2 separate regions of the Homo sapiens genome follow, and region 2 is linked to region 1. Evidence: chromatin loops called from intact Hi-C (ENCODE). Cell type or tissue: CD14-positive monocyte. All regions are shown on one strand. Each heading gives the region's core, and the rest is flanking DNA. Links, peaks and the distances in the headings are about the cores only. Region 1 has its middle 140 kb from the start of CDH5. Region 2 has its middle 200 kb from the start of CDH5.

What was found. Peaks named below come from ENCODE experiments on the same cell type or tissue, not always from the same donor. Only the 100,000 strongest peaks of a DNase experiment are listed, where the experiment ranks them.
Region 2: a loop joins it to region 1, with 4 times the contacts of the local background. A loop is called at or near these places in 1 of 110 quality-filtered maps.

What each region holds. Positions count from the first base shown.
Region 1 is chr16:66,220,913-66,229,075 of GRCh38, reverse strand. No RefSeq gene overlaps it. Among named protein-coding and RNA genes, the nearest start is that of CDH5, 140 kb to the left of the region's middle. In CD14-positive monocyte, for the core only: no CTCF peak of the experiment used is centred there; no DNase peak of the experiment used is centred there.
Region 2 is chr16:66,162,925-66,171,087 of GRCh38, reverse strand. No RefSeq gene overlaps it. Among named protein-coding and RNA genes, the nearest start is that of CDH5, 200 kb to the left of the region's middle. In CD14-positive monocyte, for the core only: no CTCF peak of the experiment used is centred there; a DNase peak (open chromatin) is centred at 4,347; H3K4me3 peaks cover 1,330 bases; H3K27ac peaks cover 2,445 bases.

The DNA.
Region 1 (8,163 bases), core at 1,802-6,801:
GGAACTTAGCCAGCAGAACTCAGGCTGTCCCTGTTGGGATGAAGGGGCTAAATGGTTTGTTTGTTTTAAATTATTGGGTTGCACCGTTCAAGATAGAAATTCCTGGGATGGTCTGATCAGCCTCATTTGGGCCAGGTGTCCACCTCCTACCCGGGAGAGGGGAGTCCTTGACCTGTAGCCCCGTGAAAGCCACATGCGGGGGGCGAGGAATGAATGACACAGGCAAAAGCAGCAGCTGCTTCACAGCATCTTCTTACCCATCATCGGTGTCTACATGCATGGCTGGGAAGTGACTGACAAAAGCCAGCTGGGAAGTGACAGAGCCAGGACTTGAATTCAGAGCTTCTGCTCCACCCTCTAGGGTCTTCCGTCCACAATCCATGGTTATGTAGAGATCTGAAATCCTCAAAGACCTAGTGAACTAACTTCCAGGTGGAGATAACAGTTGGGATGAGGTTGGGGTGGTGGGATCAGGCCTTTGTGCATTCCTGTTTGAGTTGATTTTTATACGAGATCATCCTGACTTGTGTCAAAATAATGAACACTTCCTTCTGCTCACTGTAGCTACTCCAGAAGGAAGTGGATGGGGCAGGGGATCCAGAGACCAGAGCTGGGGGCAGGGTAGGTTAAGACTCAGGATCCCAAAAGAGCCAGAGAGAAGAACAGAGGAGCTGGCTGGAGAACATCTAGGGCCCTGGCTGTGCCCTGGGCTGCTGACCTTGGGGTCAGGTGGGCTTCACCTCTACTGCAGGGTGGGCGGGGCCTGGTCTCACTGTGTGGCTAAGTGGGTCCAGTTGTGCTGGTGGAGAGCAGGGCACCAGGATGCTCATTCTGCCTCCAACACAGCACCTGGATCAGTGCCGCTCAACTTTGGCTGCACGTAAGAGTCATTTGGGGAGCTTTTATGTGCCTTGACCTCCTCATAGACCAATAGAATCAGGAAAACTGAAAGCTCCCAGGTGATTCTCTATAGCCAGGGCTGAGAACTCTGTCTCTGGCTACCATAGGGCAGCTGTAAACAAGGCTGAGAACCTCAGGTTGCTCAAGACTTCCTTTCTTGGTGGTGACAGAGTCCCTGCATCTTAACCCGATTACCCAGGTGATATGGCTAGGTTTTGTGTCCTCACCCAAATCGCATCTTGAATTGTAATCCCCATAATCCCCATGTGTCAAGGGAGAGGCCAGGTGGAGGTAATTGAATCCTGGTGGCGGTTTCCCTTATGCTGTTCTTGTGATAGTGAGTGAGTTCTCACGAGATCTGACGGTTTTATAAGGGGCTCTTCCCCCTTCACCCAACACTTCTCCCTTCTGCCACTTTGTGAAGAAGGTGCCTTGCTTTCCCGTTCCCATTCTACCATGATTGTGAATTTCCTGAGGCCTCCCCAGCCGTGCTCAACTGTGAGTCAATTAAACCTTTTTTCTTTATAAATTACCCAGTCTCAGGCAGTTCTTTATAGCAGTATGAAAACAAATTAATACACCAGGCATAGGTGTAGAGTACATAAATCCCAGGCACAGGGCCCCGGCCAGACAAGGGGTAGAACACAGGACTCCCTGCCTCTAAGGACTTTTTTGCTTTGTTTTGTTTTCAGACGGAGTCTCTGACACCCAGGCTGGAGTGAGGGGTGCAATCTCAGCTCACCGCAAGCTCCGCCTCCCAGGTTCAAGCAATACTCCCACCTCAGCCTCTTGAGTAGCTGGGATTAACAGGCGCCCGCCACCATGCCCAAATGATTTTTGCATTTTTAGTAGAGACGGGATTTCACGATGTTGACCAGGGTGGCCTCAAATTCCTGACCTCAGGTGATCCACCCGCCTTGGCCTCCCAACGTGCTGGGATTAAAGGTGTGAGCCACTGTGCTTGTTCCCAACCTAGGCCATTCTTGAACCATGACAACCTCGCTTTCCTAGCTAAGGGGTCACCATCTATTGGGCTCTTAGGGCAGGGCAATGAAGGGGGCGGGGAGTGGTGGGAGAGGTAGAGGAAAGAAGGCAGGTTGGAAGGGCCTGCAGGGAGGGAACTCATGTTTAAAAATAATCACCATAAGGTGGTGATAGCAGAACATTAAACCAAGTGCAGGCCCTGGGTGACAGCCCAGGTCAGTTCCATGCCAATGAAGCTGGCCTTGCCAGTTACTTTGGAGTTTCACGGCTTCTGAGAGCTGTAAGGCGGAGGGAGTCATGTCCAGATGACGCCAAGGCAGGAGAAATCACTTGAGCAGTTAGGCTGGTTCCCTCCGGGGTGGAACCCCAGCCAGGGTCATGCAAAAGAAAGAGTGTATCACTGTGCAGTGGAGTTGGGGGCCAGGCAGCAGGATATTTTAGACCATGTCCGGGGGATGAGTTCTGTGGGAGGAACAAGATCCAGGCTAGAGTGGGTGGGGAAAGGATCTCAGGTCCAGGGCCAGGGCCAGGGCCAGCAGGCCGAGCCTCAAGCAGGTCTCCAGTCTCTGGGGGAAATGGCATGAAAGGTGGGGACACTGAGGTGGGAATGAGAGGCGAGAGGTCTGGGCATGCTAGGAGAGAGGGAGGAGCAGGGGGTGATGTGACCCATGGTTGTGGGGCTGGCATGAGCGCCCCTGCTGTGTGGCACTGAAGGGACACCTGTGCTCCATGCCCCTCACACTGGGCTTCAGTCATGTCTGGGACCAGGCTGGGTGACATCAGCAGAGGCGGCTGGGGAGGGTGCTAGGGACCCAAACTAAACGCATGATACTGTAACGGGGATCCACCTACAACCTCCCTCCCGCCAAACCCCAGCACCTTTCTTCCTGGGAGCCTCTATGCTGAGCTTCCCTCCCTAGGCTGGCAGAACAGGTGGCCCATGGACACCGAGGGAGAAGGGACAAGTCAAAGATGTGAGACTCAGATGTGGAAATAAGGTTTTAGAGAAGGGTCTTCTTGGCAAGACCGTGAGAGGTGACCCCGTCATCCGCAGCAGGAGGAGTAAGAGGTGCTCAGCTGGGCTCTGACTGACTTTGAAGGAATGAAGGGAGGGAAGAAAGGGCAGGAAACCAGTGGGAACTGAAATCCAAAGGGAGGCCAGGGCTTTGACCAGCTCCCTTCAGTGCCACACCTTAGCATTAGTTGTCAGTTCCCTGGCCCGGCCCCTCACCAGGGTCACCATTTCCCGAGCACCTGCTTCTGTGCATTTGTGCTTTTGCTTCCAACAGCCCACACCTGCGTCTCCCCCAGCAGAGGGCTGCCCTCAGGCAGCCAGAGTGGGGACCTGGAGCTGCCTGGGAATTCACGCTGCCCCCCCCACCAGCCTGGGTGTTCCTTAACCAAGGACTGATCCTCCTGGATGGGGCATCTCTGAGGCTTGTCCTACACCAGTGTTTTCCAACCCCCTGGGGATCTTGTTAGATTCTGATTCTCGGTAGATTCTGATTTAGTAGGTCAGGGTGGACACCAACATTCTGGGTTTCTAACAAACTCCAGGTGTTGTGATGGTCACTGTAGGTCCACAGGCCACAAAGAAACCTTGATACAGCGTCTTTGCCTGATCTTTCTTTCTGATTCCCTTTTCCCTCTACCCTACTGGTTTTCTTGGGAAGCTTCCTACAAAATCACTTTGATCTAAATCCTCATCTCAGGGTCTGCTTCTGGGGAACCCGACCTAAGACACACACTGATCCTGTGAGATGGGTATTGTCATCCCCAGTTTGCAGATGAAGAAACGAAAGCTCAGAGAAGGAAAGGCCAATATGCAAGGTTGTACAGCCATTAAGTGGCAGAGAGGGGCTTCCACCGGGTCTGCGGGAATCCCAAACCCAGTCTCCACCTATTATACCATTTGTTCAAGGGGCTTGCAATCAGGCATCCTCCACTGACACTCATTCCCCTTGGCTGTGTCCAGAACTTTGTGGCATTGCGCGCTTTCTTTCCCAGCCTTGCAGCTTTGGAAACCAGCTGAGGGCAGGTGTAGACCACCCCACCTACCCCTTCTTAATCAAAGCTTCCAGGCCCAGAGCCCTGTCTTTGCTCAATACAAAGCATAATGATCTCATTGCAATGCCAGCTCCATTATTCCAGACGCGGGGGACACGTCTAGGTGCCCCTTAAGCCTTGTCTCTTTTATTTTGGTCATAAGACAGTTAAGCAATGGGTTCTATGGAAACCATGAAACAAGGCTGAATGTCAGCATCAATGGAAAGCATTTCCATCCTTTTATCCAAGCGATACAGAGCAGAGGCCACATGCTGTGCAGAAAGAACGTTCTGTGTTCTCAAAGGGCTCCTGCAACCCTGCCCCACAACGGCTGAGGAATGGCATGGGGCCCGTGACATCCTGTCACCTCCAAACAGCTCCTTTTTGTTCCTCAGTGCGGCACCTTGGCAGGCGATGCTGCATCAACCTGCTCATAATTGTAAATGCCACCCAGTAGCCTTCCCGGCTGTGACTGTCTTAAAGATATAGATAAAAAAAGGGAACCAAATGCTGTTTTGCGTTCAGAGTAAACACACCTGTTTCCTAAAAACTTTTTTTAACTTTACACACTGAAAAGTAGGACATTTGTGGGATATTTTGGCTACACTTTTCAGCCAAACTTCAGAGCCGGATTTCTTAAAGCTGGTTTCTCAAGCAGGGCTCCTTGGGCAGGGGTGGGGTGTGCTTTGGGTCAAGGGAGGCACAGACCTGTTCTCTCTTGCTTCCACCTCCACCCCCAACAATGTTAACTCAATTGTTCAGACAAACTGAACATGTGCTTTGGTGGAAACAGCAAGTACAATGGGTGCAGTGAGGAGGGAGGGGACCCCAGCAAAGGGGTGGGAAGGGAGAAGGCACATGACTGTGCACTCCAGCCTGGGTGCCTCACCTCTCTTTGTATAAAGAACCACACTGGACTGGGCATGGTAGTTCGCACTTGTAATCCTAACATTTTGGGAGGCTGCGGCAGGAGGATTGCTTGAGCCCAGGATTTTGAGATAAGCCTGGGCAACATAGTGGGACCCCATCTCTTAAAACAAAAAATTAAAACTTAGCTGGGCACAGTGGCATGTGCCTGTAGTCTCAGCTACTTGAGAGGCTGAGGTGGGAGGATTATTTGACCCCAGGAGGTCAAGGCTGCAGTGACCATGGTTGTACCACTGCACTCCAGCCTGGGCGACAGAGCAAGACCCTGTCTCTTAAAAACAAACAAAAGTGTGGCTTGGTTCCCCTTTCCCTCAACCCTCTGTCTGAGGCTCACCTCTTGGTCACTTCTCTTCTCAAGTGCGGAGCAGGGGCTCTGGAAGGAAGCAGTGTTTGTTCCCACCTCAGGGCTTTCACCCTTGGCTAAGTTATCTTGGGCAAGTTCCCTAACCTCCCGAGTCAGTTTCCTCACCTCAGGTGGGCTCGCACAGACTGAAGGAGATCACGTGCACATATCACTTTGAACAGAACAGTCAGTCCTGCATAATCATTTTTCATCCTTGCAGTAGCTGTGTGTGGCTGTCCCTCTCCAGTGTTTCATGTCAGGGGAGGCTGCAGGGGGGAGCTGGATGGCAGGGGCAGGTCTTGATGGATGAGTCAGAGCTTCCCAGGGGATGGAGGGTGGGGGCTGTTCTCCGTGTAAAGCATATTAGCCCGTCATCAGGCACCTACCACCCCCACATTTATGTTTTTAGCACATACTTTGTGTGCCAAACACTGTTCTGGTTCAGATGACAGCTCAGGCTGTTGACTCGCTCCTTGAACCCCATCCATGAGCTGCTAGGAGTAAAAGGGGAGGTTGATGGAGCTTAGGACTGCCCTCAGTCACTGGCGCAAAACCTGTGAGACCCACTTAGTAGAAGGTGGTTGGATCCAACTATGGGGTGATATGGCACCTGGAGTGAGAACAAGAACCGGATGTGGAAGTGGGTCCTGTCACCATCACTCCCAGGGACTCATGTGGGGGATTTGCATTTCCTATCCTTGCTACTTTAGGCTCTGCTGAACTGAAGTCCTGGTTCCCAGGGAATACAGCAAGGGTTCCCCTAAAATCACAGCCTTTGCCTGGTCACATTGGGCTCCTCTGTGCTCGTGGACCAGCTGCCAGAGAAAGGAGTTAAAATACTGGCAGGGGTAATGATGAGTTATCACAATGACTATCCCATGGAGGTAGAGTTGCTACACAGCTGGGGCAGGAAAGAGCAAGTCTAGAATTCAGGGGATACCCTGGGGCCTCTCTTGGTGCTTGCAATCCTGGAGATAGCCATGAACAAGCAGTGACAGGTATGGTACCAGGACATGGTACCTGGAACTCAGACCCTTTAGGAATGGAATGGCAAGAGCCTGAATGAATAGAAGAACTGCCCAGGGGGATTCTAGAAGGGGTGGCAGAGGATTGTATTAGCTTTCTAGGGCTGCCGTAACAAATTACCGTAGACCACGTGGCTTAAACAACAGATACAGTGTCTACAGTTCTGGAAGCTAGAAGTCCAAGATCAAGGTATTGGCAGGGTTGGTTTCTTCTAAAGGCTTGTCAATGGCCATCTTGTGTCTGTGTTTTCACATGGTCTTTCCTCTGTGCCCATATGTGTCCAAAAGGACTATTCTTATAAAGATATTAGTCATATTGGATTAGGGACCAACCACCGTAATTGAGCTCATTTTATTTTGATCATTTCTTTCATGGCCCTGTCTCCAAATAGTCACATTCCGAGCTACTGGGGGTTAGGACTTCAACATATGAATTTTTTGGGGGATACACTATAGCCTATAACAAGGAGGTTGAATATATATATATGTATATATGTATGTGTATATATATGTATATATGTATGTATCTATATATGTATATATGTATGTGTGTATATACACATATATGTGTGTGTATATATGTATATATGTACATATGTGTATATATGTATATATGTGTATATATGTATATATATGTGTGTATATATGTATATGTGTGTATATATGTATATGTGTGTATATGTGTATATGTGTGTATGTGTACATGTATGTGTGTATATGTGTGTGTATGTGTGTATGTGTATGTGTGTGTGTATGTGTGTGTATGTGTGTATGTGTGTGTGTATGTGTGTGTATGTGTGTATATGTGTGTATATGTATATATGTGTGTATATGTATATATGTGTATATATGTGTGTATATATGTGTGTATATATGTATATATGTGTATATGTGTATATATGTATATATATGTGTGTATATTATATATGTGTATATATGTGTATATGTATATATATGTGTATATATATGTATATGTGTGTATATATGTGTGTATGTATGTGTGTATGTATATGTGTATATATATGTGTGTATGTATATGTGTATATATATGTGTGTATGTATATATGTATTTGAGACGGAGTCTTACTCTGTCTCCCAGGCTGGAGTCCAGTGGCACAATCTGGGCTCACTGCAACCTCTGCCTCCTGGGTTCAAGCAATCCTCCTGCCTCAGCCTCCCGAGTAGCTGGGATTACAGGCGTCTGCCACCACGCCTGGCTAATTTTTGTATTTTAGTAGAGATGGGGTTTCACTATGTTGGCCAGGGTGGTTTCGAACTCTTGACCTCAGGTGATCCACCCACCTCGGCCTCCCACAGTGCTGGGATTACAGGTGTGAGCCACTGCGCTGGGCCAATGATGAATATTAATGATAACCTCAGTACCAACTGTCCCAGCAAGAACTGTTCTAAATTTGTTTGAATTATCATGGACTCCAGCCTGGGTGCCTCGCCTTTCTTTGCATAAAGAACCACACTGGACCAGGTGTAGCAGCTCACACATGTAATCCTAACACTTGGGGAGGCTGAGGTAGCAGGATAACTTGAGCCTGGGAGTTCAAGACCAGCCTGGGCAACATAGTGAGACCCCGATAACAAAAAATAGTAAAAAATAAATAGCTAGGCTCAGTGGCAGGTGCAGGCTGAGGTGGGAGGATTCCCACTGTTCTAAATTTCTTTGCTTATTTATGTATACAAGAAACTGTAACCTGTTATCACATTGAAAATCCAGTGACAGAAGAGAGTGAGCTGAATTTGGAGCATGGTTGGAGCTGAGTGGCACAAGGGCTGGGCTGTGGCAGCTGCTCCCAGTGCAGTGCCGGTCTTCCACTGGTGCTCATTGTTCGTACGCACGTAGATGGCTTCCAGCGGCAAGCACCTGTGACTTCCCTTCCCAGGGTCTTCTGGGGCTTGCTCAGCTGGTGCTCAGGGCAGGCAGGA
Region 2 (8,163 bases), core at 1,721-6,720, 58 kb after region 1:
CCAGGGCAGGCACTGACCTGCTTCCTTGATAGGGAGAAGCCATCATTTCCTGTAGTCATTGCCTGAATCCCAAATTGTCTTAGAAACTTTGCAGCCAGATTTATGAGGACTTCTGGAATTTTGGTATTTGCCTTATTTTCTGATGCTGATCAAATAGAACCATTGTGTATCTTCCACTTGTGCCCGAGCCTTTTATAGGTAGACAATGTCTTTCTGGAGCCCTTGAGTTAGACACAGAAGAAAGAGGTTTGTGATGGGGCATAATGTTAGGAGAAAGGTTGGCCTCAGGATGTTTGCATCAGTGTGAGAGATCTATTGTGGATGTCTCGATAAAGTTTATCCAAGGAAACCCTCCACTCATTGCAATATTTCATAGTCCTGGCCCTGTTTTGGCCCTGCCCATCACCAGGGCAATCCAGATTGTTTGCAGGATGGAAACTGTTTGTCACCATGACAGACCCACAGTTTTCTGATCCAGGCCTCCTCCTATTTCCTTATGGTAGAAAGTTGACATTTCAGGGACCCCTCGAAAGCATCTAGGCTTTACCCAAAATCTTAGGGAAGTTTTTTTTTTTTTTGTGGGGGATGGAATTTCTCCATATCCAGATTCAACAAACCAGAAATATACTCAAATTATGTAGACCCTACATGCCAACTTAGGGAACATGCCAACTAACAGAGCATAGGAGTGCGGTCAGGCCTTGCTTCTTAATACAACAGGAAGTGCATTTTCACAGAGAGGTGAGGCCTTTCCTTTTGGGAGAGGGAGGATGGAGAAGAGTTCATTAGAACGACTTTACTCCAGATTCCTAGTAGTTATTCATTCAGAGAGCTCTGAGCAGCTTACCCTGCCCAGTAAAAGGCACCCTTCACAGATATCTGGGGATATCAAGCAGTGGGGACTTTTAGTTTATGAATGGGCACTATGTGACCCAAGGTGCTAAGAACCAACAGAAGAAAACCAGGCCACCAGCTGGGAACACCAGCATGGTGTGAAGGCCACAAGGACGCGCTCTCTCTCCTCCCATGGCTCTTGCTGAACCCTGAACCTTGTTGAGGATGTGGGTTGCTATGGTGATGGGAGGGGAACTAGCCTGGGTGAAAGTTACAGTAGAGACAGAGACTTTTGACATCATGCAACCATTGTTCCAATTTCCTCCTTAGAGCCAGGCTTCAGGCCTTTACCCACACCATGTAGACCTCTGCCTTTACCGGTGCCCCTCCTCTTGGGAGGCAGGCACTGGGGGAGCCTTGGACATCTCCTAGATGCTGAAGAGTCATGTCAGCAGTGATGAGGATACTCATTCCCACTGGAATACTGATCAGGAGGTGAAAGATGCAGGAGTCATCTCCCTTCTTATCCACAAGCTCATATGCTTCTTTAAATTATAGGCATTCATTATTTGAATGTATCTATACATCTTCCTTCCTCCCTCTCTCCTTCCCCCCCTTCCTTCCTTCTCTCCCTTCCTCCCTCTCCTCCTCCTCTTCTTCTTCTTCTTCTTCTCCTTCTTCCTCTTCCTCCCCTTCTTTCCTTTTCTTTCTTTCTTTCTTTTCTTTCTTTCTTTCCTTCCTTCCTTCCTTCCTTCCTCCCTTCCTTCCTTCTTTCTTTCTTTCCCTCTCTTTCTTTCTTTTTCTCTTTCTTTCTTCCTTCTTTCCCCACCTCTCTCTTTCCCTCCCTTCCTTCCTACTTTTCTTTCCCCTCCAAAAAATATTTGTTGAGGACCTACTAAGGGTAAGGCTTTATCTCAAGTCCCCAGGATGCAGTGATGAGTAAGTTTTGGACTCTGTTTGGAAGGAGTCTACGGTCTAGACTGGAGGACTCTAATCCCATGATGATAACCCACTTTGAATTCTGCAGAGGAATTCACATGCCACATGTGGCATGTGAGTGGAGAGGAAGGGACAGATAACTGGCCCTGGGGGAGTTAGGAGGGCCTCTGGGAGGAGCTGACCCTGAAGCGGCACCTTAAAGGAAGAGATTTCCAAGTAGAGATGTGGGGTAGGGGAGAGGATGCCTGGCAGAGGGCTTAGCATGTGCACAGAGGACAGACTGGATGAGTCCTGACTGCTTTTCTGCCGTAGTCACCAGGGCTGACTGTGATGACAGACTTGGAGCCTCCCTGCCAGCCTCCTTTTCCTCCTCTGAGGATTTCCCTGTAATGGAGCCTCTGTAACCTGCCCTCTGCAGCGGGTCCCTTGCCTTTCAGGCCTGATGAATCGTCCATCTCCCTCATCTCATGTATAGGGCTTGTCTTCAGGGTCTAGAGTGAAAGTGGGTCCTGGAGCTTGTAAGGGCACGATGCCAGTGAGGTAAACTTTCTCAAACAGAGATCCGTGGCTGGAATACAGCATTCCCAAGCAGGTAGAATGTTAAAAAGAACTTGGAGGAGGCAGAAAACTTCCAGATTCTTCTCTAACTTATTTTACCTCTGCAGGAGCTGATATCATCTTAGGGTGGGTGGGATCTTCCTTCCCGGCTAATCTTTTAAATTTATTATTATTATTATTTTTTGAGACAGAGTCTCACTCTGCTGCCCAGGCTGGAGAGCAGTGGCACGATCTTGGCTCACTGCAACCTCTGCCTCCCAGGTTCAAGCGATTCTCCTGTCTCAGCTTCCTGAGTAGCTGGGATTACAGGTGTGTGCCACCACGCATGGGTAATTTTTGTATTTTCAGTGGAGATGAGGTTTCACCATGTTGGCCAGGCTAGTCTCAAACTCCCGATCTCAAGCAATCTGCCTGCCTTGGCCTCCCAAAATGCTGAGATTACAGGCTTAGAGGCTCCCTAAGACAGCCGGTCTCAGGCCTTGGAGTCATGAGCCCAGGAGCTGAGATTTAGATGACGTTAAGGTTAAGGCTGAGGCTAACCGGCAAGGCAGGCCTGTTTGACTTTACATGTGAGTTGCATCCAGAATTCAGGATTCTTGAGGTTTGTTGCAGGCACCAAAGAGTCTGGCTGTGGCCTGCTTGGAACGTCAGAGGATGCGATAAGAACTGGCAGAATCAAGGGCAAGGTTTTCTCCCTTGATAAGATTTCCGACAATTTCCCTCCCCTCCTCTCAGCCTTCTCTCCAGAAGAGGGCAGTCACAGGGTTGGGTTGGGAGGCAGACGGACTTTGTGGGAAGGGACTGGGGAAGTTTTAAAGTTGGTGCTCCTAATGTTTCTGAAAATGTCTTTCCTGGGGTGAGGTTTGAATCAGGACCTGACTCCCGAGGTGTGGGCCATGCCGCTTAGTGCAATTGCCCTTTTCTGAATCCACATCTTCCCTGGATGTGGAGCCCTGGCAGGGGTGGGGCTGAACAGGGCCTGGGGCCTGGCTACTATCCCTCTGACTGCCCATATGATAGGACGCCCCGTCTAGGCTGATGCTTGCACCAAACTTCCTTCCCATTGTTGCCTCCTGCTTCCGCCCCATGAGCTCTCACACCCTCTGCTGTAGGAACCTGCCCTTCTGGGGTGCCCTGTGCCATCCTGTGTATAAGCTCCTCCTTCTACTAAGGGTGTCCTTCCCTCTTGTGGTCTGCTATGTGATTTCAGGGACCCACATGCTCCAGCTCGGATGTTGTTTCCATGAGAAAGCTTTCCCCTCTCCTTGGCTCCCCTTCATCAACCCTTTTGATAGAGACAGGAGACAGGAAAATACTAAGAAGAAGAGGTGGTTCCCAGGCAAGGACCCCACCCTCAAGCCTGGAAATCTGTGGCCCTAAGTGAGAACAGGCATTCCTGTTACTGTGCTCAAAAAGTTGCCTTTTGGCTGGCCATGCCTCCCATCCTGTACCATATAAACCCCAAGCCCCAGACTCCAGAAGGAGATGAGCAAACAAATGGCAGAATGGCATGGCAGAGAAAGAGAGAAGAATATGAGAGTCTGAACACCGAGAGGAGTTTGGCTGGGGATGATCAGAGAGGAGATTGGCCACCGGAAGGCCAAACTCGAGGGGAAGATCATCTTCCTACTCCATCCCCCTTCCAGCTCCCCATTCATCCACTGAGAGCTACCTCCACCACTCAATAAAACCCCGGCATTCATCCTTCAAGTCCATGTGTGACCTGATTCTTCCTGGATGCCAGACAAGGACCCAGGGACCAAGGGGGCACTGAGTGGGTTAACATTAAACCATCTGTGGAGAGCAAAGCTAAAAGAGTGCACTGCGATATGCCCACTTGGGCTTCAGGAGTCACAGACACCCACCCCTAGACACTACTGTGGGGCCGGAGCCCAAAGCGCTCATCCCAGCTCCCGCACCTGCTGGTCTGCACGCTCCCCATCTCGTAAGGGGTTTGAGCTCGCAGTGGCTGAACAGAGAGCCACACCCTTGTTGCACATCCTGCGAGGGGGGAGCCAGGGAACTCTCCCATTTCACAATCACGAAGGGTTCTTATCTGTTCAACTGCTGGACCTTGGGCTCCAGGAAGGCAGCGCTAACGTCCCCTCATCCAGCCTGTGCAGACATGATGACCCAGTGAGTGGCTGGGCAGAGAATCACCAGCTGGGCTGCAGGCCAGGCTGTAGCCTGTTCTTACTGTGCATGTTTTGGGATGAACCCTATTACGTCCAGAGACCTAGTAGGCCCTGTAATGTGTAATTCCAGAAACACTTCCTTCATTAAACATTAATGCTAGCACCCAGCCCAAGGGCAGGCATAGAGACCCACAAAGGGAGGCAGGAGACCCTCGAGTTTAACACCTTAGACTTTGGGGTCAAGACAGGTCTGGTTTTGAATCCCTGCTCTTAAAGGCCATGAGCTTTGGAGCAGGTCACTGTACCTTCCTGAGCCTCTTCATTATCAGTAAAATGAGGATAATAATATCTGTTTTACTGGGAAGCTGTGAGGCTTGAATCAGATACTGTAAAGTGCTTAGCACAGCACCTGGTACACAGTGGAAGCCCACTAAATGGTAGCTATTATTATTAATAATAAATATAGGCTGAAGGAACACAGAGATGAATGAATGTGCATGATTAATGCTTACTCCTCCCATCCTGGCCCAAATAAAATATACAAAGGGTTTAGGGAACTCCATTAGCCAACCTAACTTGCTTTCATAACAAGAAATCTCACAGCCATGACCAGGGCTCCTATGTGACCCGGGCATGCGGATGGATTAATAACACCCCAGTCTGCTTCTGGGCTCCAGAAACAAGCAACACTCCTCACTGTGCCCACAAACTCCTTCTGTGCTGGCTGTGTGTGCCCCATGGAAAAGGGAGGTGCACCTGTGTTAGTGATATGTGGAGAGGCATATTCCTCGCGGTTGCCTGGACGACTTTGTCTCAACACCTGCAAACAGCCTTCTTTTTTCCTCCTCTCCAAATCAAAGTGAGCCTTTAATTTCCTTGCGGGGAGGACAGGAGAGAGCTGAGCAATTAGACATCAGCTGGCCCCTCTTGGAGGCTGGAGCTGTTTTTAGCTTTGCCTCTCAGGCAGGCAAATCTGGCCCTGGAGTCTGGGCCCAGCCCAGTAAAATTAATCTAGCAGAAGATCATCAAGGTGCAGTGGCATGGTGAGAGGGGAGGACGCGCTCCCTCTGCATGGTTGAGTCAAGGTCCTATCTTACATTCTCTCTCATTCTGCTATAAATGACAGGGTTTTCCCCACAAACATGCATTGCCTTTGTCCAAACACTCTTTGTCAAATGACCCAGTGTAATCAAAACCAGTGAACTCCCTTTCCATATAGTTGTAGTAGAAAATAAAAACTTTTCTAATCTGAAACTGCATGCCTTTGTGAGAATTAAGAAAATGTGGACAATGCAGGGTTTCGGAGCAGTGCAGGAATCCCGAAACTTCCAGGATGAGAGAAAAGGTTTCTTAAGTGGTGTGTGCAAGTTGGGGCTGCTCCTGGGTGGCCTGGGATGGGCAGGAGATGGGGTGGTTTGGGTGCAGTGGGTAAGTGTTGCTTTTTAAGCAAGAGGGTCTGTTTCTGGAGGCGATTGGGCTCCAGGCTGATACAATCTGTTGGCAAAAATAACTCTGGATTTGGATCTAACGAAGACTATAAAAGAGAAGCTCAGAGACTTGTTTTCCAGCCTTGTGGGAGTTGGGGTGTTTTAAATGAAGGGCAGATGTAGCCTGAGGCCAAAATCTGCCTCCCCCAGTCCTGCTGTAACCTTATTAAAGAATAAAAATAAAGGCAGGACTTTTATGGTAAGAAAGAAAAGGCATGACAAGGCTGCTTTCCCCAGCCAAGAGAGGGGTTCTCGGGACACACAGGGAGGTGCTGGGATCATGTCTGTCTGCAAGAGCCGTCAGGGAGGGGAGGAGGGTGGTGGGGCCCTGGGCAGGTGCGGGGAACCTGATCTGACTATCAAGGCTGGGGTTGGATCGAGGCAGGAGGGGGGCTCCCAGCTAGTGTGGCATCATTGGTCAGGTCAGCCCCCTAAATCTGCCTTTGCCAGGCCAGTTCTCCCTCTTACAACATTTGCTGGCCACACACAAAGCACATGGTGCTTTGTGACTGCGTGTGAAAAGGGACAAAAGTGGGAGCTTCAGCTTTCTAAGGAGTCACAGCATCTGGCACTTGGGAGGGGCTCAGATCATTAATGCTGGTGACCCCAAGAAAGAGTCCATGCTCTTTGCAGTGGAGTTCCTTGCCTAGAGGCATTCTAGTAAGTGGGAGCTTACTACACTCCTGATTTGGGGCAGTAGAAGTACCTACAACTGAGTTGGAACCTCACCTACACTTGTGACCAGCTCACCTCTCCTCTTGGCACCTTGAGTCCTCATTTGGGTAATGCCCTCCTTCCCCCTGCCCCATTTGAGGAGCTGTGAGGGGAGACAACACAAGCCAAGGGCCTGCACCTTAGCCTGAAATGCAGACATCAAAATGCCCCCTCAGCTGAAGGCGAGGGGCACAGCAAACCCAGGGGTATGGATGCAAATGAGGAAGGACCTGATTCCTATTTCTGGAAGGACCCAGCTCCTTGGACAGCAAGTGTGGTAAGAGCTTGACCAGGCATTAGGACCAGGCTTGGAGATAGGGGTCAGTGATGGGCTCTTGTACTACTTAGGATCTGGAGTCTGGTCAGGGAAACTGAGGCAGGGCCCCAGGTGTAAAAACGGCATCACAAGTGGGCTGGCGCAAGGAAGGCTGCTGCTTGGTGGACCCAGAGTCAGCTTAGGGCTGCTGAGGTGGGCTGTGACCACAGAAGGGTGGGGCCAAGTTGGGGGTATGGGAACCAGGAGGGAGGGGCTAGAAACGTCTTCATTCAGGTACAGGGAGTGGATGATTGGGGAAGCGTTTCATCCTCTCTGGATTTAATTCTTCAAACATTCTCCTTCTCCCTCCCACGCTGGTCCTGTGGCTACAGTCTTTCCGGCTACAATCTGTTTCCCAGAAGGCAGCAGAGTGGTCTGTGTAAATCACTGATCTGACCCTACCACTCCCTCTCCCTCCAATTCCTCCCATGGCTCCCAAATACTTCTAGGAGAGAGTCCAGACTCCTTAATGCATTAAGCAAAGCCTTCTGGAATCTCTAAAATGCTTTCTCTTTTCTCACCTCCTCCATCCTCGGGTCTAGCTTGGAGTTCCCTGAGGGGATCACTCACTGCTCTGCATATCTACCTATTGTCATAGCCACTGTCAACACCCCACCTGATTCTCATAGTTTATCCCAGGCACCTACATCTTTGATAGATAATTCCTGTATCTCAAATGGTTTCAGGCCTCAAAGAACCAGCACCTCTCTGCCTGAGGACTTTCTCTGGTCTCAGGAGGATGCTGTGCCCAGGTGGAGGTGGGAGATGCCTCAGGAGCCACCCTTAACCAACGAGGAAGAGAAATTGGAGAACAAATATCTGGCTTCTGACAGCCTCAACAGGAGAATTCTGATGTATGTTCTGTACAGTTTTTCAGAGAGCCCCAATGGGGATTGTGTCCAGGACACAATCCACGACCCCCTATAGTGACCCACTCATTCATGCATTCATTCCTTTCCTCTCTTCCTCGTCTTGTTTCCCCAGTCCCTTGTCAGCTTCCTGGAATCGCTTCCCAAATATTCACTCACACCCAACTTCCTATCTCAGAGTCCCAAACCAGGGCACATATGCTGTTCCTTCTGCCTGGAATGCCAGCTTCTCCCAGTGTGCAAATTACTAGCTCAATCATTCCTGGGTAGTTGCCCTTCTCTGTGCTCCTAAGGCAGCTGGCTCTGTCTTC